Regions from separate parts of the Homo sapiens genome. Here region 2 is linked to region 1. The links are chromatin loops, found by intact Hi-C in ENCODE. Cell type or tissue: natural killer cell. All regions are shown on one strand. Each heading gives the region's core, and the rest is flanking DNA. Links, peaks and the distances in the headings are about the cores only. Region 1 has its middle 8.5 kb from the start of RPS6KA5. Region 2 overlaps DGLUCY (D-glutamate cyclase).

Region 1 (11,699 bases), core at 1-8,000:
TTTTTCTTACCTCCTTTGCAGTTAGGTTAGGGTCATATGACTATGATCTGGCCAATGGGGTATGGGCAGATCCTATTGGTATGATATATAACATTTTCAGGCCTGACCAGAAAACTCCTTGCATAATCACTCACACTCTTCTCTTTCAACTGCTGTAACAAAGGCCACATTTTTAATGTGGGTATGCCACAGACTGGGAGGACTCTGAACCCCTGAGTTTCCACTTAATTCTTTAAGGAGCCACCTGACCTATGTCAGACTGTGATGTGAGCAATACATACACCGTTTTAGGCATAAGCTAGTTAGATGGGATTATTTGCTACCAAAGCATAATCTAGCCTTATACTACTTCATATGTGTAATATGGAGGGATCAAAATTTTAGGAAGATGTCCTGAGGCAGGCAAAGAGCCTATTCGGTTGAGAGATTGAGAAAGGCAGTGGAGCCTTAATGCAGTAAGCAAGGGATGAGGTTCAGGAGGTGGGCAGAGGCCCGGTCAGGAAGTATGTGGTTGCTCTTATTAATATTTTTGGACTTTATCCTGTGTGAAGTGGGAAGCAGTAGAAGGAATTTAAACACAGGAATGATATAATCGTGGTAGTATTTTCAGAAGGTCACTGAAGTTAGTGTTTGGAGACTGCGCTGGAGAAGGCAAAATGGGATACAAGGAGACCAGTTAGGAGGCTATCACTGTAATCTGGGCAAAAGATGAGAGTGGGTGCAGTAGAGATGGAGAGAAATGGAACATTTCTATGTTTATATTTTGAACTTGAAGGATTAGACTTGGTTAGTGAGAAAAATGGAAATATCTGAAATGACACCAGTGTTTCTAGCGTGAGCAGCTAGTGGCTGGAAGAGGATGGCAGTACCATTTAATAATGAAAGGGACAAATTAAAGGAAGAGCACATATGAGAGAGAACATCAAGAGTTTAATTTTGAGACATCCAGGGCCAAAATTAAGTAGCTATGTGGATATATGAGTCTAGAGCTCTGAAGAGAGGTCTAGCATAGGGATGTAAGCTTAGGAATCACTGGCACATAGATGACATTTGAGGCCAGAGGTACGAATGAGATTACCTAGGGAGAAGCCTGGGTGCGGTGGATCATGCCTGTAATCTCAGCACTTTGGGACGCTGAGATGGGCAGATCGCTTGAATTCAAGACCAGCCTGGTCAACAAGGTGAAACCCTATCTCTACTAAAAATACAAAAATTAGCTGGGCATGGTGGTGCATGCCTATAATCCAAGCTACTCGGGAGGCTGAGGCAGGAAAATCACTGGAACCCAGGAGGCAGAGGTTGCAGTGAGCTGAGATCGCATCACTGCACTCCAGCCTGGGTGACACAGTCAGACTCTGTCTCAAAAAAAAAAAAAAAAAAAAAGAAAAGAAAAGTTGGAATAAGAAGGTGGAGCTAGAGGTAGAAAAGGAAAACCTGGAGAGTTTTGTATCTTGGAAGCCAAAGTATTTCCAGAAGAAGGGAATGGTCAGCTGTATCAGATACCCTAAGATGTCATATAACATGAGGTCTAGAAAGATCCACTGAATTTGTCAACTTGGGTACCACTGATGACAATATCCAGAGCAGTTTTGGCAAGGCAAATGGAAGGTGAGGAAGTAGTAACCATGTGTGGGGACATATTTTTCTCCAAAGGAAAATAGAGAACAAAGATCCTAGCTGGAGGGATCCAGGGAGTTTTTCGGTTTTTTGGCTTTTAATCTTATTTTCAAATAATTTTAAAATTGCAGAAGAGTTGCAAAACTTAGTAAACTTAGTAAAGCAGAAGCACGCCATATGATCACTTAAATGTGCACACATGTAGGAAGAGTTTCTTCCACAGACTTAAGCACTGTGCTGAGTGATAGGAGGGAGGGGAGGGCATGGGTTAGGGATCTGAGGAGAGTGGAAACAGGTTGGAACAGCCACTATGAGAAATAGATCTATCCAGGCAGCTTGTATAAACGCTGATTAGCACAGGGCTCCAGTGGAGTTAGAAAGCCTGAATCAGGATAGTGAAGTGTCTTTCTCTAGCAACTTACATATCCCCTCTGGGTGGGAGATGAGCGGTTGGGCAACAACCTGGTTAAAGTGAATGACCCTGGGGCCTAAGCTGGGTGAGAAGGCAATGAAGCCAGGATAAGCTGCTAGCCTGGAAGAATAGGATGGAGTCCAAGGAGTTGGCGCTAGTATGGATGAGTTCTCAACCTTGGCTGAACATCGGGATCACCTGGGATACTGAAAAATAACAACAAAACAAAACAAAAATCTCCACCACTCCTACCCCTAAAGAATGTGACTTAAATTGGTCTGGGGTTGGGCCTGGACTTTGGGATTTTTTTTAAAGCTCCCCACATCATTAACCTAATGTACAACCAAGTTTGTAATGCACAACTCTTGCACAACTATTAGAGCAGACAGTGGTAAATAAGAGCAAATTGGAGTTTTGGAAAAAACAGCAACTTTTCAGAGGTAGTGATGACACTAGAGAAAATAGGAGGGAAAATTATAAATGAGTAGCTGAAAACACCAAATTAAATGGGTGCGGGGCTTGAGTGATTAGTGATGTGACCAGACAGCTTGGAGTCAAATGAGGAAAAGTTGTTGAACTGGGGTGAGATAATGGACTATGGCCTGGAGGATGCAGCAGCTGGAAGTGAGGAAAAAGTCACTGCTCCCTCCTGCCCTGAGAGATGGAGAAGTAGAGAGGGTGGGGTCCGTGAAAAGGCTGAGACAGAGAGGTTGTCCAGCAAAAGGTCAGATTTCTGCTATGGCCAGAAGAGTAATCAAGAAAAGACCTTGAAAATATGTTTCTTCCTCTCAGAAACTGACTTTATCCACTGGGCGTGGTGGCTCACGCCTGTAATCCCAGCACTTTGGGAGGCCAAGGCAGGAGGATCACCTGAGGTCAGGAGTTTGAGACCAGCCTGGCCAACATGGTGAAACCCTGTCTCTACTAAAAATAGAAAAATTAGCCGGGCCTGGTGGCACATGCCTGTAATCCCAGCCACCAGGGAGGCTGAGGCAGGAGAATCACTTGAACCCGGGAGGCAGAGGTTGCAGTGAGCTGAGATTGCGCCATTGCACTCCAGGCTGGGTACCAGAGTGAAACCCCATCTGAAAAAAAAAAGAAAAAAAAAAAAAAAAAGAAGGAAAGAAAAGAAACTGACTTTATCCAGGCTGGCTTGGTACCTGCTGCCAGAACGGGGTCCGTGCTCACCCCCTTTTGTTGTAAGCCTATGTCTGTGGCACCATTCTATGTGGTCTCACCTATCCTTAGCTTTATACCTCTTCACTGAGAAGCGGAGAGGATCACTTGAGCCCAGGAGTTCTTGAATCCAGCCCGGGCACATAGCATGACCCCATCTCTAAACCAAAGGAAAAAGAAAAACCACTATCACTTGCCATAAACAGGAAGCAGGAAGTAAATATTAAAATAAATACAATGAAAACAAAATGATAGTAAGTTCTAGCTAGATACAGTTGTCTGCTGGTAGCTGAGTCTGAGGTCTATACTTTCCTTGCTAGAAAGAGTTATTTCGGCCGGGCGCGGTGGCTCACGCCTGTAATCCCAGCACTCTGGGAGGCCGAGGCGGGTGGATCACGAGGTCAGGAGATCGAGACCATCCTGGCTAACACGGTGAAACCCCGTCTCTACTAAAAAAAAAAAAAAATTAGCCGTGCATGGTGGCGGGCGCCAGTAGTCCCAGCTACTTGGGAGGCTGAGACAGCAGAATGGTGTGAACCTGGGAGGTGGAGCTTGCAGTGAGCCCAGATTGCACCACTGCACTCCAGCCTGGGTGACAGAGCGAGACTCCATCTCAAAAAAAAAAAAAAAAAAAGAAAGAGTTATTTCATGTTGAGTAGATTGAGGAAGAACAAAAAAAAGAAGAGTGATTGGTAAAAATTAGAGAAAAGCTAAAGACTACTGGCACCAAACCCAGGCTTGCTTCTTGGTATAATCACAAATGAAAGGGAACCAAAAAAAAAAACACTTTTTCATTAGGAGAGATGAGAAGTTTAGGTGGTACATGGACAGTCATTTAGTTATATAAGTAAGCAAGGGGGGAGAGGGCCTCACTTGGCGTAAGCCACTAGGACTTGATTAATCTTACCATTTAGGCAATGTGAGCAGGAAGTTCCTCACCTTTGCATTTATAGGAAGTAGGAAACACCCAAGGCCCACCACATCATACTTTCCTTTAACTGGCTCTATCAAAACACTTCAAAGTATACATAGATAAGAAAGAAAATCTTTCAAAAAGTCAAAAACTACATTACCAATATCTTTTTTTTTTTCTTTTTTTTTGAGACAAGGCCTTACTCTGTTCCACAGACCAGAGTGTAATGGCACGATCTCGGCTCACTGCAACTTCTGCCTCCTGGGCTCAAACAATCCTCCTACCTCAGTCTCCCAAGTAGTTGGGACTACAGGCACATGCCACCACACCCAGCTAATTCTTGTATTTTTTTGTAGAGATGGGATTTCACCTTGTTGCCCAGGCTGGTCTCGAACTCCTGGGTCCAAGCAATCCACCCACCTCGGCCTCCCAAAATGCTGGGATTACAGGCCTGAGCCACTGCACCTGGCCCATTATCAATATCTTAATACTATTTTTGACCCTGTCAGTACCTTTGCCATGTGATATAGAGCCAGTAAGTTGAAGAGACTGCAAGATACAAAGACCAACACAGTTAGGGGGTGGTGTGAAGTTCACACTTACTGAAGACACCCACCACTGCTGAAGTTGACATGTCACCACAGTTACAAAGTGAGAAGGTTGGGAATGTACTGGCGCGTGCACACACACACACGCGCACGCACACACACACACACACACACACACACACACACACACCCCTTGCATTCACAGAGAGACAGTCTTGCGAAGGGGGCAGCAGCAAGTAAGCAGTGTCCTCACCTTACCTTTTGATGCACCAGATACTACCTTTCTAGCTTAGCAACCTTCCTAGCATTGCAGATGAGGAACACTAGGACGAAAGGGAAGATTCAAGTTTAAGATGTTCCACCTCCGTTTCAACCTGTGCCAACCAGCACACAGCTGTGAGAGATTTCAGAGGGATGCGCATCACATATATATCCAATTAAAAGATATAAAGATATTGGGGGCCGGGCACGGTGGCTCCCACCTGTAATCCCAACACTTTGGGAGGCTGAGGAGGGTGGATCACCTGAGGTTGGGAGTTTGAGATCAGCCTGACCAACATGGAGAAATCCCGTCTGTACTAAAAATACAAAATTAGCCAGGCGTGGTGGGGCATGCCTTGTGATCCCAGCTACTCAGGAGGCTGAGGCAGGAGAATCACTTGAACCCGGGAGGTGGAGGTTACAGTGAGCTGAGATCGTGCCATTGCACTCCAGCCTGGGCAACAAGAGCGAAACTCCACCTCAAAAAAAATAAAATAAAACAAAATAAAGATATTTGGACTCCCTCTCTCCTCCCTTGGAATCTTCTGGACGGAATACAAAAAGAAAGCAAAGCAAAAACATAGAAAAGGTCCCATTTTTAATGAAACAAGGAAACTCTCAGAACCTCAAACCACAAACCATGAGGTATGCCTGCCAAATACTGCAAAGTCTGTACTAAAATTGATGAAATGCTAAGAGTCAATGTACAGTGCCTACATCCATGAGCAGGCAATATGTTTCCTTAGAGGCACCAAATCATTGATCCTTGGATTGGAGGGGTGTTTCCCAAAGGGGAAAGGAGACTTGTGTTATTAGGGAAGAGTGAAGTAAGTTTAGGTGGTACATGAAGAGTCATTGAGTTATATTAAATAACCTAATGAAAAAGTGATTCTTTTTTTTAGTTCCCTTTCATTTGTGATTATATCAAGAAGAAAGCCTTGGTTTGGTGCCAGTAGTCTTTAACTTTTCTCTAATTTGTCCTAATCATTCTTTCTAACAAGGAAAATGCAGACCTCAGACTCAGCTCCCAGCAGACAACTGTATCTGGCTAGAACTTACTAAAGTTTTGTTTTCGTTGCACTTATTTATTGTTTATTTTCTATTTTGGGACGGAGTCTTGCTCTGTCACCCAGGCTGGAGTGCAGTGGCGTGATCTCAGCTCACTGCAACCTCCACCTTCCGGGTTCAAGCGATTCTCCTGCCTCAGCCTCCCAAGTAGCTGGGATTACAGGCGCCCACCACCATGCCCAGCTAAATTTTTTTTGTATTTTTAGTAGAGACAGGGTTTCACCATGTTGGCCAGGCTGGTCTCGAACTCCTGACCTCAGGTGATCCGCCCACCTCAGCCTCCCAAAGTGCTGGGATTACAGGCGTGAGCCACCGCACCCAGCCTCATTGCATTTATTTTAATATTTACTTTCTATTTATGGCAAGTGATACTTTCTTTACTTTTCCTTCTTTTTTTTTAAGAAATGTGCCCAGGCTGGGTTACAGAACACATGGGCTGAAGCCATCCTCCCACCTCAGCCTTCCAAGTAGCTGGAACTACAGCTATTGTGTAGTTCCATTGTGCCCAGCTTGATATTTTTCACTTATGATAATGATATGCCTCTTTTTTTTTTTTTTTTTGTCACCCAGGCTGGAGTGCAGTTGTGCAATCTTGGCTCACTGCAACCTCCCCCTCCAGGGTTCAAGTGATTCTCCTGCCTCAGCCTCCCAAGTAGCTGGGATTACAGGTGCCTGCCACCACACCCAGCTAATTTTTGAATATACCTCCTTTTTAAATAAGAAGGCATTTAGTTGAAAAAACTGGGAATTAATTTAAAGAAAAAAAATCGACTTTAGTATAGGTGATCTACAGATAAGGCAAAAATTGTGGAAGTGGTACTCAAATGACTGAAATTTATATTTGACTTACAAGACCCAGGAAAAACTGGTAGTGTTCCTTTGAAGAACCAGTATGATAGTAGGGAGGGTCAAAATTAGGGAGAAGCTGGAGGATGGTTATTTATTTCTATTTTTTGTGACCTGCCCTCCAAGCCAAAAGAGTCTCTTGGAGATGAGGGGGTGAAGGGGGTAGAGAAATAATTTCTAGATTAGAACCCAGAGAGCCTAGAGTGACAGGGCTTTGCTGGGGGCCTTGGCACCTCCTGAGAGCCAAAACCTGAGAATCTCAGAGACATTCTCTCATGGAGAGGAAATACTGTCAACAGATTTGGAAACACACTAAAGTGAAGCAGCCGATTGCCTCAAAGTCCTTCTTCTTCCTCTACCCATGCTATTTAACAAATAATTCTCCATCACATCAGAGAAATTACAAAGTTATCTCTTTTTAAAATAAAAAAAATACTCAAAGGTGAGGTTCAGAAGTAAAAGTAAGGAATTATAGAACAACAAAAGAGGAAAAAACTGAGTGGCAAATCTCAAGAAAAGAAAGACAGGAAAGCCACTTTGGAATCAACCAAAAGAGAATGAACAAGAGGGAAAACAATGGAACAATATGGAAAAGAACAAAGAAATAAACATAATCATAAACATTTGATAGTTATGGAAAATAAGCAATAGAGATCCAATAGATGCATAATTGGCATTCCTGAAGACCAAGTCAGAACAAATGAAACAATAGAATAATGGAGGAAACTTAACCAAAATGAAGACTTGAGTCAGCAGGTAGAAAGCACACACTGTGTCAAGGTAAAATGAGTACAGAGTGATCAATAACAAAGTACATCAGATTTTTAAAAACCAAGAGCAACACAATGTTAAAGGACAATGAAGCAAGGTTTATAAAACTTAAGGGCATGAAGCTGTGACTCATGAATTTTATATTTTGCCAAATTGTCCCTTAAGAAGTCTAAAGGCTGACCAGGTGTGGTGGCTCACACCTATAATCCCAGTACTTTGGGAGGCTGAGGCTGGCAGATCACAAGGTCAGGAGATAGAGACCATCCTGGCAAACACGGTGAAACCCCGTCTCTACTAAAAATACAAAAAAAAAAATTAGCAAGGTGTGGTGGCACGCGCCTGTATTCCCAGCTACTCAAGAGGCTGAGGCAGGAGAATGGTGTGAACTCAGGAGGCAGAGGTTGCAGTAAGCTGAGATTGCACCACTGCACTCCATCCTGGGCAACAGAGCGAGATTCCACCAAAAAAAAAAAAAAAAAAGAAGTCTAAAGGCTGTTGGCAGTCATTCTTGAGCATGAATTAACTCAAGAGTTTCCACATTCTTGAAAAAAAAGTTTTTTACGTTGAAATTATTCAACCAAGAGATTAATCAAAATAAAGAAATCAAGGAAGGAATTGAGGATTAAAAAAAATACTGAAGATGAGTTTTGAATTGTTTTAAATACAGAACCAAGAATAAATAGCTGTGGAATTTATGGTTAAAGAACAAAATGTAGGCTAGGCGTGGTGGCTCACGCCTATAATCCCAGCACTTTGGGAGGCCAAGGCGGGTGGATCACGAGGTCAGGAGTTTGAGACCAGCCTGGCCAATATGGTGAAACCCCGTCTCTACTGAAAACGCAAAAATTAGTTGGGCGTGGTGGTGGGTGCCTGTAGTCCCAGCTACTCAGGAGGCTGAGGCAGAAGAATCGCTTGAACCCAGGAGGCAGAGGTTGCAGTCAGCCAAGATCGCGCCACTGCACTCCAGCCTGGTAACAGAGTGAGACTCCATCTCAAAAAAAAAAAAAAGAACAAAATGTAAACATTCCAAACTCTTATACTGTGAACATAATTATACACCTAACAAAAATGGGGAAGTGAGGGGAAAGGGCAGTTGGAAGATTTCTAAGCATGTAAATTTACTCATCTTTAATGGCTGGAAAATAATCCAGTCTAAAAAATGAACTCCAGCCAGGCGTTGGGGCTCATGCCTACAATCCCAGCACTTTAGGAGGCCCAGGCAGGAGGATCGCTTGAGCCCACGAGTTCAAGATCAGCCTGGGCAACCTGGGGAAACCCCTTATCTACTAAAAATACAAAAAACTAACCAGGCATAGTGGCATGCACCTGTAATCCCAGCTACTCGGGAGGCTGAGGCACGAGAATCTCTTGAATGTGGGAGTTGGAGGTTGCAGTGAGCTGAGATCACACCACTGCACTCCAGCGTGAGCAACAGAATGAGACTCTGTCTCAAAAAAAAAAAAAAGAACTCCATGAACTGCAGCTTTTTAAAACAGACACGATTCTAATTTCTTGATGATTTTTGTGTTCGTTTTTTCTTATCTTTAAGGGGATTATTTTAGGAATTTTTGTGGTTTACAAACATTTAGCTGAAGTTCAGCAATTATTTCTATTTTACTTAATTTCTGTTTTCTGTAAAATTAAACTTAATTTTACTTAAAAATAATTTGCAGAATAAAATTCCATTGTTATCTATTGATCTTTTTGCTCTGCATGCCCAAATTCAGATGACATATACCAAATATTGATGGCTGTTTCCAGAAAGTGAGATTTGAGACACCAAAAAAAAAAACAAAAAACAAAACTTCCTCATGGTGCTTTCTAAAGCTTTTTAGAAAAGCTCATTCTATATAAAACTAACAGTCATTGCCAGGTGCGGTGGCTCATGCCTGTAATCCCAGCACTTTGGGAGGCCGAGGCGGGCAGATCACGAGGTCAGGAGATCAAGACCATGGTGAAACCCTGTCTCTACTAAAAATACAAAAAATTAGCTGGGCACGGTGGCGGGCGCCTGTCGTCCCAGCTACTCGGGAGGCTGAGGCATGAGAATGGCATGAACCCGGCAGGCAGAGCTTGCAGTGAGCCAAGATCATGCCACTGCACTCCAGCCTGGGTGACAGCAAAAAAAATAAAAAACATAAAATAAAAATAACAGTCATTTTTCTTGAGTAGTGTGGAATAGAAGGATAAGATGGAAGATGGCTCCCATGCCTTTTGTCACCAGGTGTTACACCCATGATTATGTGATTTATGTGGTGAAAAGGATTTTGCAGATGTCATAAAAGTTAATTACAGGCCAGGTGCAGTGGTTCATGCCTAGCACTTTGAGAGGCTGAGGCGGATGGATTGCCTGAGCTCAGGAGTTCGAGACCAGCCTGGGCAACATGGATAAACCCCATCTCTACTAAAAGTTCAAAAATTAGCCAGGTGTGATGGCACACGCCTGTAGTCCCAGCTACTCAGGAGGATGAGGCACGAGAATTGCTTAAACCTGGGAGGCAGAGGTTGGAGTGAGCCAAGATCGTGCCACTATACTCCAGCCTGGGCGACAGAGTGAGATTCCATCTCAAAAAAATTTTTTAAAAATTAACTCTGTCATCCAGGCTAATGTTTGTGTTTTTAGTAGAGATTTTTGTATTTTTAGTAGAGACAGGGTTTTGCCATATTGGCCAGGCTGGCCTCAAACTCCTGACCTCAAGTGATCCATCCCCGTCGGGATTACAGGTGTGAGCCACCGCTCCTGGCTGCATGAAAAATCTTTAATGCAAAAGGGTTATCTGGTTGCTGGCTTTGAAAATGGAGGGGACCAAGTGGAAAGGCCCTGAGGAGCAGCCTCTAGGAGTTAAGAGCCGCTCCCTTGCCAACAACCAACAAGGAAACAAGGACCTCAGCCCTACACCTTCAAGAACCTGCAAGGCAGAAGGATCACTTGAACCCAGGAGTTCGAGGCTGCAGTGAGCTATGACCGTCTTACTGCATAAGATAAATTGAAGATAAATGAAGTTAGCAAGGCCAAGGTGGGAGAATCGTGTGAGGCCAGGAGTTTAAGACCAGCCCGGGCAATATAGCAAACCCCCATCTCTACAAAAAAATTTAAAAATTGCCTGGCACGGTGGCTCACACCTATAATCCCAGCACCTTGGGAAGTAGAGGTGGGCAGATTGCTTGATCCCAGGAGTTTGAGACCAGGCTGGGCAACATAATGAGACCTCATCTCTACCAAAAAAAAAAAATATATATATATATACACACACACACACACACACACACACACACACACACACACACAGTCAAGCACCTGTATTCCCAGCTACTTGGGAGGCTGAGGTGGGAAGATCACATGAGCCTAGGAGGCCAAGTCTGCAGTGAGCTGTGATTGTGCCATGCACTCCAGCCTGGGCAACTGAGCGATACCCTGTCTCAAAAAAAAAAAAAAAAAAATATATATATATATATATAAACCGAGTGTGATGGCATGTACCTATAGTCCTAGCTACTTAGAAGGCTGAGGTGGGAGGATCACTTGAACCCAGGAGTTCGAGGCTGCAGTGAGCTATGATGTGGTCTCATTGGACTCTAGCCTGGGTGACAGAGTGAGAACCTGACTCAAAAAAACAAAAAAAGAATGAAGGTAACAGCATCTTTGTTCTTCAGACAGATTCTCTCTGACATCTACCTCCCAATTTCTGCCCCATATAATTTTATGGCTAAAAAACATTTACCTTCTATTCTTAACCATAATTAAGTATTCCACAGACTGACCGTAAAACATGAAAATCACTTAAACAGCATTTATTAGGTTGGTGCAAAAGTAATTGTCATTTTTGCCATTGAAAGTAATGGCAAAAACCATATTGCAGTATTCTCTAATATTATTTTCTCTGAAGAGGCAAAATGTTTATAAGAATTGCTCTTCTTGGCTGGACATGGTGGCTCATGCCTGTAATCCCAGCACTTTGGGAGGCTGAGGCTGGCAGATCACCTGAGTTCAGGAGTTCAAGACCAGCCTGACCAACATGGAGAAACCCCATCTCTACTAAAAATACAAAATTAGCCGGGTGTGGTGGCGCATGCCTGTAATCCCAGC
Region 2 (11,324 bases), core at 3,325-11,324, 89 kb after region 1:
ACCCACCTTGGCCTCTCAAAGTGCTGGGATTATAGGCATGAGCCACTGTGCCTGGCTAGGAATTTATTTTAACAACCAAAAACTTAAAACTCAATAACATCATTAACTCATAAATTATTGTTTAGTTACAGATTACGAAAATGATAGAACCAGAAGGTGCTAACAAAATGTCTGTCCTGCATGTGTGGCATTTGACATGAAGAAACTGAGGCCCTTGCTGGGCGCAGTGGCTCATGCCTGTAACCCCAGCACTTTGGGAGGCCAAGGCAGGAGGATCACTTGAGCTCAAGAGTTCAAGACCAGCCTTGGACAAGATAGTGAAACCTTGTCTCTACCAAAAAAATACAGAAGTTAGCCAGGCATGGTGCAGTGTACCTGTAGTAGCAGCTACTGAGGAAGCTGAGGTAGGAGGATCGCTTGATCCCAGGAGGTCAAGGCTGCAGTAAGCCGTGATTGTGCCACTGCACCCCAGCCTGGGCGACAGAGTGAGACCCTGTCTCAAAAAAAGAAAAGTAAAGGCTACGCGCGGTGGCTCATACCTGTAATTTCAGCACTTTGGGAGGCCGAGGCGGGTGGATCACCTGAGGTGGGGAGTTTGAGATCAGCCTGACCAACATGGAGAAACCCCGTCTCTACTAAAAATACAAAATTAGCCAGGCGTGGTGGCGCATGCCTGTAATCCCAGCTACTCGGGAGGCTGAGGCAGGAGAATCACTTGAACCCGTGCGGCGGAGGTTGCTGTGAGCCGAGATGGTGCCATTGCACCCCAGCCTGGGCAACAAGAGCGAAACTCTATCTCAAAAAAAAAAAAAAGAAAAGAAAAGAAAAGAAAGAAACTGAGGCCCAAAGAGTTTGCATACTTTGCTATTAGTTCAGCCTGTCTTCTGTGTATGCAGGTGGTGTCTCTAGGTCGTTATCACTCTGGCAAATTCTCTCCCAGTGATGGAGATGTGTGGAGCCCCCAGTCTCTCCAACCAGGGAGTGGTGCTCATGGTGACCCTGAAGTAGGCTTGTGGGTCAGGCCGTTGGTTGAGCTGTGCAGTGCCAGAAGTAGCTAAACATCCTTAAAGGAACTGCCTAGTTTATCATTAGGACTAACCATGGAACCGATGACTCAGCGTTTACTGTTGGCAGTATCATACACTCAACCTGCATGTAGATTTCGTGCATCATATTTTGTGGTTACAGGAATTTGGCCTGATGGACCCGTTGCAGAAACTCTGTACTAAATAAGCAAACACGTGTGCTCTAGTTTTACAGGCCAAGCAAACTGTGAAACAGAAGGGTTGGCCTTTCTTGCCCTTAGCAGTCATACCTTGGACTTTTGCCACTTGGTTGGGTTGCTTTATTTGGCTAAGTAACTAAAAGCAGATTTACTTTGAAGAATGAGGTTCTCAAATATTCTAGAACTCTCTAAGAATGGACATTCACAGTCATGCTGGGCAGACAGAGTTATTCCCAAATTTTCAGAGTCATAAAGCTTATGTTTGGGCTGGGTGCGGTGGCTCACACCTGTAATCCCAGCACTTTGGGTGGCCGAGGCGGGCGTATCACAAGGTCAGGAGTTTGAGACCAGCCTGGCCAATATGGTGAAACCCTGCCTCTACTAAAAATACAAAAATTAGCCAGGCATGGTGGTAGGCACCGGTAGTCCCAGCTACTCAGGAGGCTGTGGCAGGAGAATTGCTTGAACCCAGTAGGTGGAAGTTGCAGTGAGTGGAGATTGCGCCGCTGCACTCCAGCCTGGGTGACAGAGTGAGACTCCATCTCAAAAAAAAAAAAAAAAAAAAAAAATCCAGTTTGGCCTGTGTGAAGCACCCACACAAAACCTTCCTTTCCCAATATTAGCGCCTTCCTGTGGAGCTGGAACAGGGGCCCCGGGGCTAGAATATTTGATATTCAAGACACACACTGAGTCTGGTGTGGTGCTTTTCAGCAACACATTGAAAAATTGTTGCTTTTCACACCAACAATTTGAAACTAAACATTTAATGTGAATGTTTCTTTTTTTTTGAGAGAATGTCTCACTGTCCCCCAGGCTGGAGTGCAGTGGTGCAATCGTGGCTCACAGCAGTCTTGACCTCCTGGGCTCAAGCAATCCTCCTGCCTCAGCCTCCTGAGTAGCTGGGATTACAGGTGCACGCCACCATGCCAGCTAATTTTTTTAGTTTTTGTTTTTTGTAGAGATGGGGGTCTCGCACTCCTGGACTCAAGGGATCCTACCGCCTCAGCGTCCCAAAGTGCTGAGATTCCAGGCATGAGCCACCACACCTGGCCTTAATCCGAATGTTTTTTAACAATCACAACTTGATTTTTAACATTTTAATTTAAAATTTTTATTATGGTTAAAAATATACAACATACAGTTTACCATTTTAATCATTTTTAAGTGTACAGTTCTGTGGCATTAAGTACATTCACATTGTTGTGCAACCATCACCACTCTCCATTTCCAGAACTCTCTTCATCTTCCCAAACTGAAACTCTCTGCCCATTACACGGTAACTCCCCATTCCCCACCCCATCTCCTGGACCCAGCCTGTGGTCACCACCATTCAGCTTTCCATGTCTGTCCATCTGTCTGTTGTGGGTGTCTTATAGAAATGGAATCATACAATATTTGTCACTTATGTCTGACTTATTTCAGTTTGCATAACGTGCTCAGGGTTCACCCATGTTGTAGCATGCATCAGAATTTCCTTCCTTTTTAAGGCTGAAGAATATTCTACTGTATGTATATACCACATTTTGTTTATCCATAATTTTTCTATAGTTTCTTATTTCTTTGTTGTTGTTGTTTTGTTTTTTTGAGACGGAGTCTCGCTCTGTCGCCCAGGCTGGTGTGCAGTGGCGTGATCTCGGCTCACTGCAAGCTCTGCCTCCGGGGTTCACGCCATTCTCCTAACTCAGCCTCCCAAGTAGCTGGGACTACAGGCGCCCACCACCACACCCGGCTAATTTTTTTTTATTATTTAGTAGAGACAGGGTTTCACCATGCTAGCCAGGATGGTCTCGTCTCGATCTCCTGACCTCATGATCCACCTGCCTTGGCCTCCCAAAGTGCTGGGAGTACAGGCGTGAGCCACCATGCCTGGCCTATTTTTTTTATTTTAAAATAATTGCAAAGTGACAAAACATTTCAAGAATGGTACTAAAGAAAATCTTTTTTATATCTCATTATTCATCTTTTTTATTTTTTCTTTTCTTTTCTTTTTTTTTTTTTTGAGATGCAGTCTTGCTCTGTCACCCAGGCTGGAGTGCAGTGGTGCGATCTTGGCTCACTGCAACCTCCGCCTCCTGAGTTCAAGAGATTCTCCTGTCTCAGCCTCCTGAGTAGCTGGAATTACAGGCGTGCGCCTCCACACCTGGCTAATTTTTGTATTTTTAGTAGAGACGGGGTTTTGCCATGTTGGCCAGACTGGTCTTGAACTCCTGGCCTCGGCCTCCCAAAGTGCTGGGATTACAGGCGTGAGCCACCCCACCCAGCCCTTCTTTTTTCTTTATAGACAGGGTCTCATGTCATAAGAGACCCTACCCGCCATTCCCCACCACGGAGTCCTACCTTACTCAGCTCCACCTTGTGGCTTTAGGACTGGATTGTTTAGAAAGGGGAGGAGAAGGGACCACCATTTGCTTTCATTGAAAATATTTGTTTTGGCCAGGTGTTGTGGCTCATGCCTGTAATCCCAACACTTTGGGAGTCCAAGGCAGGAGGATCGCTTGAGCCCAGGAGTTCAGAAAATACAGCCTGGGTAGCATAGTGAGACCCCCATCTTTACAAAAAAATAACAGAAATTAGCTGGGCACAGTGGTGCATGCCTGTGGTGGTCCCAAGCTACTCAGGAGGCTTAGGTGGGAGGATGGCTTGAGCCTGAGAGGTTGTGGCTGCAGTGAGCCATCATTGCACTACCTGCACTCCAGCCTGATGACAGAGCAAGACCCTGTCTCAAGAAAAAAAATAAAGAAAGAAAATACTTGTTTCATTAACAATTCTTTGCATGTGGGGAGCCCTTGTATTTAACCTATTAAATAAACAAATCTTAATTATGACTACCAGCATTTCCCCAATCTTGTCTCTGCTATTATAATACCATTTTTTAAATAAAATGATTATACAGTTAGGATGCCTTCTTCCTTGCAGCAACACTTATTTTGCAAATTTGCAGTTGTATTTAGGCTACCACCAGCAACTCTCTTGGCAAACATTGAGCAACTCCTACCACAAAAATTAATGAGTAGAGAGACAAGGTCTGCACACCTACTCATTTTGTTCTTCCATTATCAAGTTGTGGGACTCTGGGGAAGTGATCCAGGGGACATCTACAGAAACCAAAAATGGAGTTTTGTAACACTGTGAGTTGTTTATTCTTGTAAATAATAGGATCTTCTTGACTGGACTGGAAGCTTCAAGGAAGCTGTGTCTTCTGTTTTTCGTGTGCATCCTTCGTGGTTCTAAATATGATGCTACATGAATATAAGGTGTTTCCTGTCGTTGTGGGCTGGTGGAGCTGTGAGGGCTTCAGTGGGATAAACTGGAAGAAGGAGCCTGGGTTATGAAGTTCAGTGGATGCTTCTTGGGTTTTCTCTTCCTTGACCTCCCCGGACCGTAAATTCCTCCTTGAAATACTTGCTTCTGAATCACAAAGTTTCTCTCCTGCCTCCCTGGCCGCCTTTTCTCAGCTGCCTTTGTGTGAGCCACATGCTCTGCCCATCCCTCCTGACAGTGAGCTTTATTTACTTATTTATTTATTATAGACACAGTCTCGCTCTGTCGCCCAGGCTGGAGTGCAGTGGCGAAATCTCGGCTCACTGCAACCTCTGCCTCCCTGGTTCAAGCGAGTCTCGTGCCTCAGCCTCCCCAGTAACTGGGATTATAGACATGCGCCACCACACCTGGCTAATTTTTGTATTTTTAGTAGAGACAGGGTTTCACCATGTTGGCCAGGCTGATCTCAAACTCCTGTCCTCAAGTGATCCGCCCACCTCGGCCTCTCAAAGTGCTGGGATTGCAGGCGTGAGGCACCGCACCCGGCTGACAGTGAACATTTATTGGGCACCTCCCGTGTGCCAGGCACTGTTGATGCTGCACATCCAGCAGTGAGTACAACAGATGGAAAGGCTTGTCTTCTCTGAACTGAAAGGAAAAGAGGAAAACCCCCTCCCTTGGGTGTGAGCCTGCTTGCTTGTTTCTGCGTCACGGGAACAACCTCAGCTGTTCCCCATGGTGTGATGAGCACTGCCTGCTCATGCAGGCCTTGCCGGGCCCATGAAGGATGAAGGCAGCCTCTCCCCTGCAAGGTTCTTTCCTATGTGAACCCAAAAGTATCTAAGACAGAGCTCAATCAACTTAGAAAGTTTATTTTGCCAAAGTTAAGGATACAGCGTTAACATACAGCCTCAGGCGGTCCTGAGGACATGCACCCAAGGTGGTCGGGGTACAGGTTTTTATTATTTTTGTTTGTTTGTTTGTTTTTTGAGACAGGGTCTCACTCTGTCACCCAGGCTGGAGTGCAGTGGTGCGATCTCGACTCACTGCAGCCTCTGCCTCCCGGGTTCAAGCAGTTCTCCTGCCTCAGCCTCCCAAGTAGCTGGAATTACGGGTGTGCACCACTATGCCCAGCTAATTTTTGTATATTTAGTAAAGACAGGATTTTGCCATGTTGGCCAGGCTGGTCTTGAGCTCCTGACCTCAGGTGATCTGCCCAACTTGGCCTCCCAAAGTGCTGGGATTACAGGCGTGAACCACCATGCCTGGCCACAGCTTGGTTTTATACATTTTAGGGAGACCTGAGAAATCAATCTATGTGTGAGATTGATCAGCCTTTCACTGAATACACAATTTCCATGTGAGAGGAGGGTAGAGGAGTAGTCACTTATGCCTTAGTCTGGCTCAGTGAATCTACATTTTTACATAAACAATAGGGCAGAGGAAGCAATCAGATATGCATTTGTCTCAGGTGAGCCTCAGAGGGATGACTTTGGGTTCTGTCTATTCTTTGTCGGGCACCCATGAAAATAAGCTGTCAATTTACATTGCCAGGGTGAAATTCAATAGAACTGTTTTAGGGTAAAGATGTTGAAGCCCACAAGGAATTCATCTTTTAGCGATCTTATTTAGGAACAAAATGAGAGGCAGGCTTGCGCAGTTCCCAGCTTGACTTTTCCCTTTGGCTTAGTGATTTTGGGGTCTCAAGATTTATTTTCCTTTCACACCTGCGAGAGAGACTTTCTGATGCTCCTTCTCTGCCCTGCGCTCCCATCTCATCTGCCAACTTTGCGCTTTGGCTGCCCTGCTGTCCGTCCCCGACCTGCAGCCCTACTAGCTTCCTAAAAGGCAAGTTTCACAAATCACTCACTGCTCAGTACCTTCTGTGATTTCCTGAGGCTCCGGGATAAATCCAAATTTCTTCACATGACAGGTGGGTCCCCATGAGCCAGCCGCTGCTTTCCTTTCCAGACCCAGCTCCCGCCACCTCCTGCCTTGTGTCAGGCTCTGCAGCACGGACAGCTGGTCCCCCCAGTACCTCCCTGCCTTGCTCCTGCTGGCCCCTGGGCCTAGAGGGCCTTCTCCCTCCCCAGCCTGCTTCTAGTCTGACCCCTACTCTCCTTTTAGACTCAGCCCCTTCTCCTCCACCCTGAGTCCACAGGCCCCGGAGCGCTAAGCACATGGTGTTATAGTTAACTATTTACTTTTCTATCTTTTCCTGGAAGACAGACACGATGGTAGATGGTAATTATGCGTTTAATGTCTGTCTCCTGGGACGGTAAACCCCTGTGAGTGTGGGCTGTGACTGTCTTATTCACCACTGTGTTTTTGGCACGGGGCCCAGAGTAATAAACATGGGTAACACTTCCACAGCGCTAACTGTGAACCGGCCAGAAGTGTCCTGAGAGCCTTACATGAGTTTACAACTTTAACCCTTACCACCACTCAGTGAGGTACTGTGATATTATGAGATATGTATTTGGTCTTCCTCTGGTTTCCTGGCATACAACTTCTAAAATCCTTGGAATCTCCAAAGAGATAAACGTGTTTTTATAGGCTAGAGAGTTGACTGATGGCCAGGCGTGGTGGCTTTGGCCTTGCACGGCGGCTCACTCCTATAATCCTGGCACTTTGAGAGGCCAAGGCTGACTGATCATTTGAGCCCAGGAGTTTAAGACCAGCCCCGTCTCTACAAAAAGAAAAATTTAAAAATTAGATGGGCGTGGTGGTGCTCACCTGTAGTCCCAGCTACTCAGGGGACTGAGGTGGGAGGATTGCTTGAGCCCAGGAGGTTTGAGGCTGCAGTGAATTGTGATTGTACCACTGCACTCTAGCCTGGGCAAGAGAGCAAGACCCTGTTTCCAAAAAAAAAAAAAAAAGGACAGAAAAGACAAAAGAGCAGAAAGCCTCTCTTCCATCAGGGCCACCCCAAGGCACAACTCCAGAGGGCGCCATTCACATAAAATGTAGTGCGACAGCCACTCCTGCTCAGGCCCCAGTCTCCCACTTTCCCCTCTGAGGGCACCACTGATACCAAGCTCTTCTCCATCCTTCCACAGATGTCTATGTGGATGTGAACAGAACATGGGCATGTCGGTTAATAGAGAATTCTCCACCTTGCCTTGTTAATTTTGCATCATTGGGAGATTATTTCAGATAAGGTGTGTAGGGTAGCCTCATTCTTTTTTTTTTTTTTTGAGATGGAGTCTCGCTCTGTTGCCCAGACTGGAGTGCAGTAGCGTGATCTCGGCTCACTGCAACCTCCGCCTCCCAGGTTCAAGTGATTCTCCTGCCTCAGCCTCCCGGGTAGCTGGGATTACAGGCATGCACCACCACACCTGGCTAATTTTTGTATTTTTTGTAGAGATAGGGTTTTGTCATGTTGCCTAGGCTGGTCTCAAACTGCTGGGGTCCAGCGATCCTCCCACCTTGGCCTCCCGAAGTGCCGGGATTACAGCCATGAGCCACTGTGCCCGGCCTGTTTCTAAATCATTTCTTTTACAAACAGTGCTGCTGTGTACTCAGTCACTGTTTGAGCACATCTGTAGGATACAGTCCTAGGATTGGATTGCTTGGGTAAACAGAGAAATTACTTTCTAAAGGTGGAATTTCAGAAATCTGTGACAAGCATACATGAGATATTTTTACACTGAAGTTTGGGGCTTGTCAGATCTGGCTAGGGGTTGACTGTCTGTGGGGCTCCTCTCTGATATATTTGATGTTAGGGAATGATGTTTCTGGGTTTGATAGTTTGTTCTCTAAAGAGAAAAGAGAGAGCTCAGAGCAGAAAGGTAGCTTTTTGGATTCTAGCCAGGGCTCACTGATTGGATCTCATCTCACCTCACTTCTAGAGGAAGACCACTCCGGAAAACAAGATACCTGGGCCATGCAGCAGTGGGTTCCCCAGTGCCCTGATAGAAAGTCTGAGAAGTTCAGGATTCAGTCCCTAAAAGCATATGGGCTGAAGAGGCTCTGGCCCTAAAATCACCTTGTTGGGGATAGTGGGAAGGTCCCTGTTATTTTTAAAATATACTGAGGATGTGATTCCTAACACCACAAAATGGGTGGGTGGGTGAATGGATGAATGGCTGGGTGAATGGATAGATGGATGAATGAATGGGTGAGTGGGTGGATGGATGGATGGATGGATGGATGGATGAATGGGTGGATGGATGGATGGATGGGTGGATGGATGGATGGATGGATGGATGGATGGATGGATGAATGGGTGGATGGATAGATGGATGGATGGGTGGATAGATGGATGGATGAATGAATGGGTGGATGGATGGATGGGTGGATGGATGGATGGATGGATGGATGAATGAATGGGTGGATGGATGGATGGGTGGGTGGATAGATGGATGGATGAATGGGTGGATGGATGGATGGATGGATACATACATAGATTCATACATATAGAAAGGTAAATAGTGATCAAACAAACATGAACTTAGACCTGCTTTATTATTAGGTAACTTCTTTGAGCTCGTTGGACCTCAGTTTCTGTCTGTAATAGGATTAACAATGCCTTTTTTGTGTGTGGGACTATAGTGACAAACTAACAGATGATGTACGTAAACGCCCTAGCATGGTCCTGGCACACTGTGGGTCACCATATATGGTGGTAGTTGCTATCATTTACTGTGAGTGGGCATTCTCTGATTGGTGTATATTGAAGGCATTTTTTTTTTGACTTTGCAGGAGCCAAGTTACACCCTGTTTAACCCTGCCTTCAAAGGGACGACTCTGTAAGGTAGGGGCTCTCAGCCTTCTTTTCCTCCCAGCATGCACGGTGGGTGACACTGGGGTGCCTGGCACACTCCCAGCATGCATTTCACAGGGCAGGATTTCTGGCAACACTCATTTCTCTCCAGGCCAGGAAAGCAACCTAGAAATCAACTTACATTTACATTAAAACAGTACATAAATAAAGGAAAGAGAAGGCAATAACCCTCAGACTTTGGTCTCCTGGCTAAAATGTATTTGCAAAACAGCACACAGCTTGCACCTGCTGCCCTCTAGGGTAATAATGAGGGTGGGTGGAGGTACCTGTGGGGTGGCCCATTCCAGTGGGTTTGGGCAAATGAGGACGGTTATCAGAGGAGTGGCTGCTATTCCCCACAAGGTTATGGAAAGCTTCTCTCTTTGGCCTTTGCTGTGTGCCAGGCAGAGGTGCTAGGTCCTCTCTGCAGTGTGCAGTGACCCTGGGGAACCACAGACATTCAGGACCCTGGCTGGTAGCTCAGTTGCTTGGCTAAGGTGGTCAGGCTTGCCAGGCCCAGGCGTTAGGCAAGCCCAGGCCTGACCTGCCAAAGCAGCTGCTTTAAGCCTCAGAATCTTCACTGGGCAATGGAATCCTACCTCACCTGACTCCTCCCAGCACCCCCTCCCACTAGCCTGCGGGGACTAAGTGTTCTCTCCCCTGTGTCCCCACAGCACTTTGTTCCCACAGCTATTAAAGTACTCACTGTTGGCTCTAAGTACATCTCTCCTCCTTCCAAAGCAATATTCTTTTTGTTTTGTTTGCTAGAGATTTCATGTAATCTCAAATTCTTTGTTAAAATGGCCCTGGGGTTTACATTATTTTCTATCTAGGAGATTAGAGTTGAAAACATAAATTGGTGGTTTGGAATTCCACTGAGTTCTTCTCTTTAGATAGAATTGTGGAAAGTCAGGCTTGTCCAGAACCCTCACTATGGGCACTGTCCTTGAATCCTGCTCTCATTCATTCTGCAGTCAGCTAGTCATCCAACAAACACTTACTGAACTCCCACCTTTGTGCCACTATGCTAGGCACTGGGTATATTTGGATGAAAAGGACCTTGGCTATGCTTTAGAGACCAACACAATGTGGTTATCTAGCTCTAGATTTTGTTGACATACTAAAACCTATCTTTTTTTTTTTTTTTTTGAGACAGGTCTCACTCTGTTGCCCAGGCTGGAGTGCAGTGGCGTGATCTTGATTCACCGCAGCCTTGACCTCCTGGGATCAAGTGGTCCTTCCACCTCAACCTCCCAAGTAGCTAGGACTACAGGCATGCAATACCATGCCTGGCTTTTTTTTTTTTTTTTTGGTAGACATGGGTTTTTGCCATGTTGCCTGGGCATGTCTTGAACTCCTGGCCTCAAGCAATCCTCCTGCCTCAGCCTCTCAAAGTGCTGGGATTACAGGCGTGAGCCACCACACCTGGCTAAAACCTCTTTTTTTAATAGCATAAGTCAATTTAGGCCAGGTGTGGTGGCTCACGCCTGTAATCCCAGCACTTTGAGAAGCCAAGGTGGGCTGATCACTTGAGGCCAAGAGTTTGAGACCAGCCTGGTCAACAAGGTGAAACCTCGCCTCTACTAAAAATACAAAAACAAGCCAGGTGTCGTGGCACATACCTGTAATCCCAGATATTCAGGTGGCTGAGGCATGAGAATCTCTTGAAGCCAGGAGGCGGAAGTTGCACTGAGCTGAGATTGCGCCACTGTACTCCAGCCTGGGAGACAGAGTGGCGAGACTCTGCCTCAAGAAAAACAAACAAACAAAAAAGAAGTCAACTTACAGGATTCCTTTCTGAGCACAATTTCCTAGAGATTTGAGACCACCTCTATTTTTTAAAAATCATATTTTTTAGCTTTTAATTGTGATTTAAAAAACACATTCTACTTTTAAAAATCTACAATATCTATTTACTCACCAAAGATTGTATAAGGCACTGTGCCTAGAGTGGGGTTAGGGGAAGGACAAAGAAGAAAACACAAAGTCCCTATACCTTCTAGAAACCTAAATCTAAATAAGGGAAGTCACATGTCGACAGAAACTCGGCCTCTTATTTCACTTGCGATTGCG

Evidence for each region. Peaks named below come from ENCODE experiments on the same cell type or tissue, not always from the same donor. Only the 100,000 strongest peaks of a DNase experiment are listed, where the experiment ranks them.
Region 2: a loop joins it to region 1, with 6 times the contacts of the local background. A loop is called at or near these places in 21 of 110 quality-filtered maps.

What each region holds. Positions count from the first base shown.
Region 1 is chr14:91,063,261-91,074,959 of GRCh38, forward strand. It overlaps a transcript of DGLUCY not described here. Among named protein-coding and RNA genes, the nearest start is that of RPS6KA5, 8.5 kb to the left of the region's middle. RefSeq lists an enhancer at 106-255. In natural killer cell, for the core only: no CTCF peak of the experiment used is centred there; DNase peaks (open chromatin) are centred at 21, 4,151, 4,761 and 5,581; H3K27ac peaks cover 2,892 bases.
Region 2 is chr14:91,148,449-91,159,772 of GRCh38, forward strand. It overlaps DGLUCY (D-glutamate cyclase), which reads left to right. Exons shown (of 14, transcript NM_001102368.3): 2 at 9,191-9,242. Among named protein-coding and RNA genes, the nearest start is that of SNORA11B, 28 kb to the left of the region's middle. RefSeq lists silencers at 4,276-4,554, 7,877-8,171. In natural killer cell, for the core only: no CTCF peak of the experiment used is centred there; a DNase peak (open chromatin) is centred at 6,823.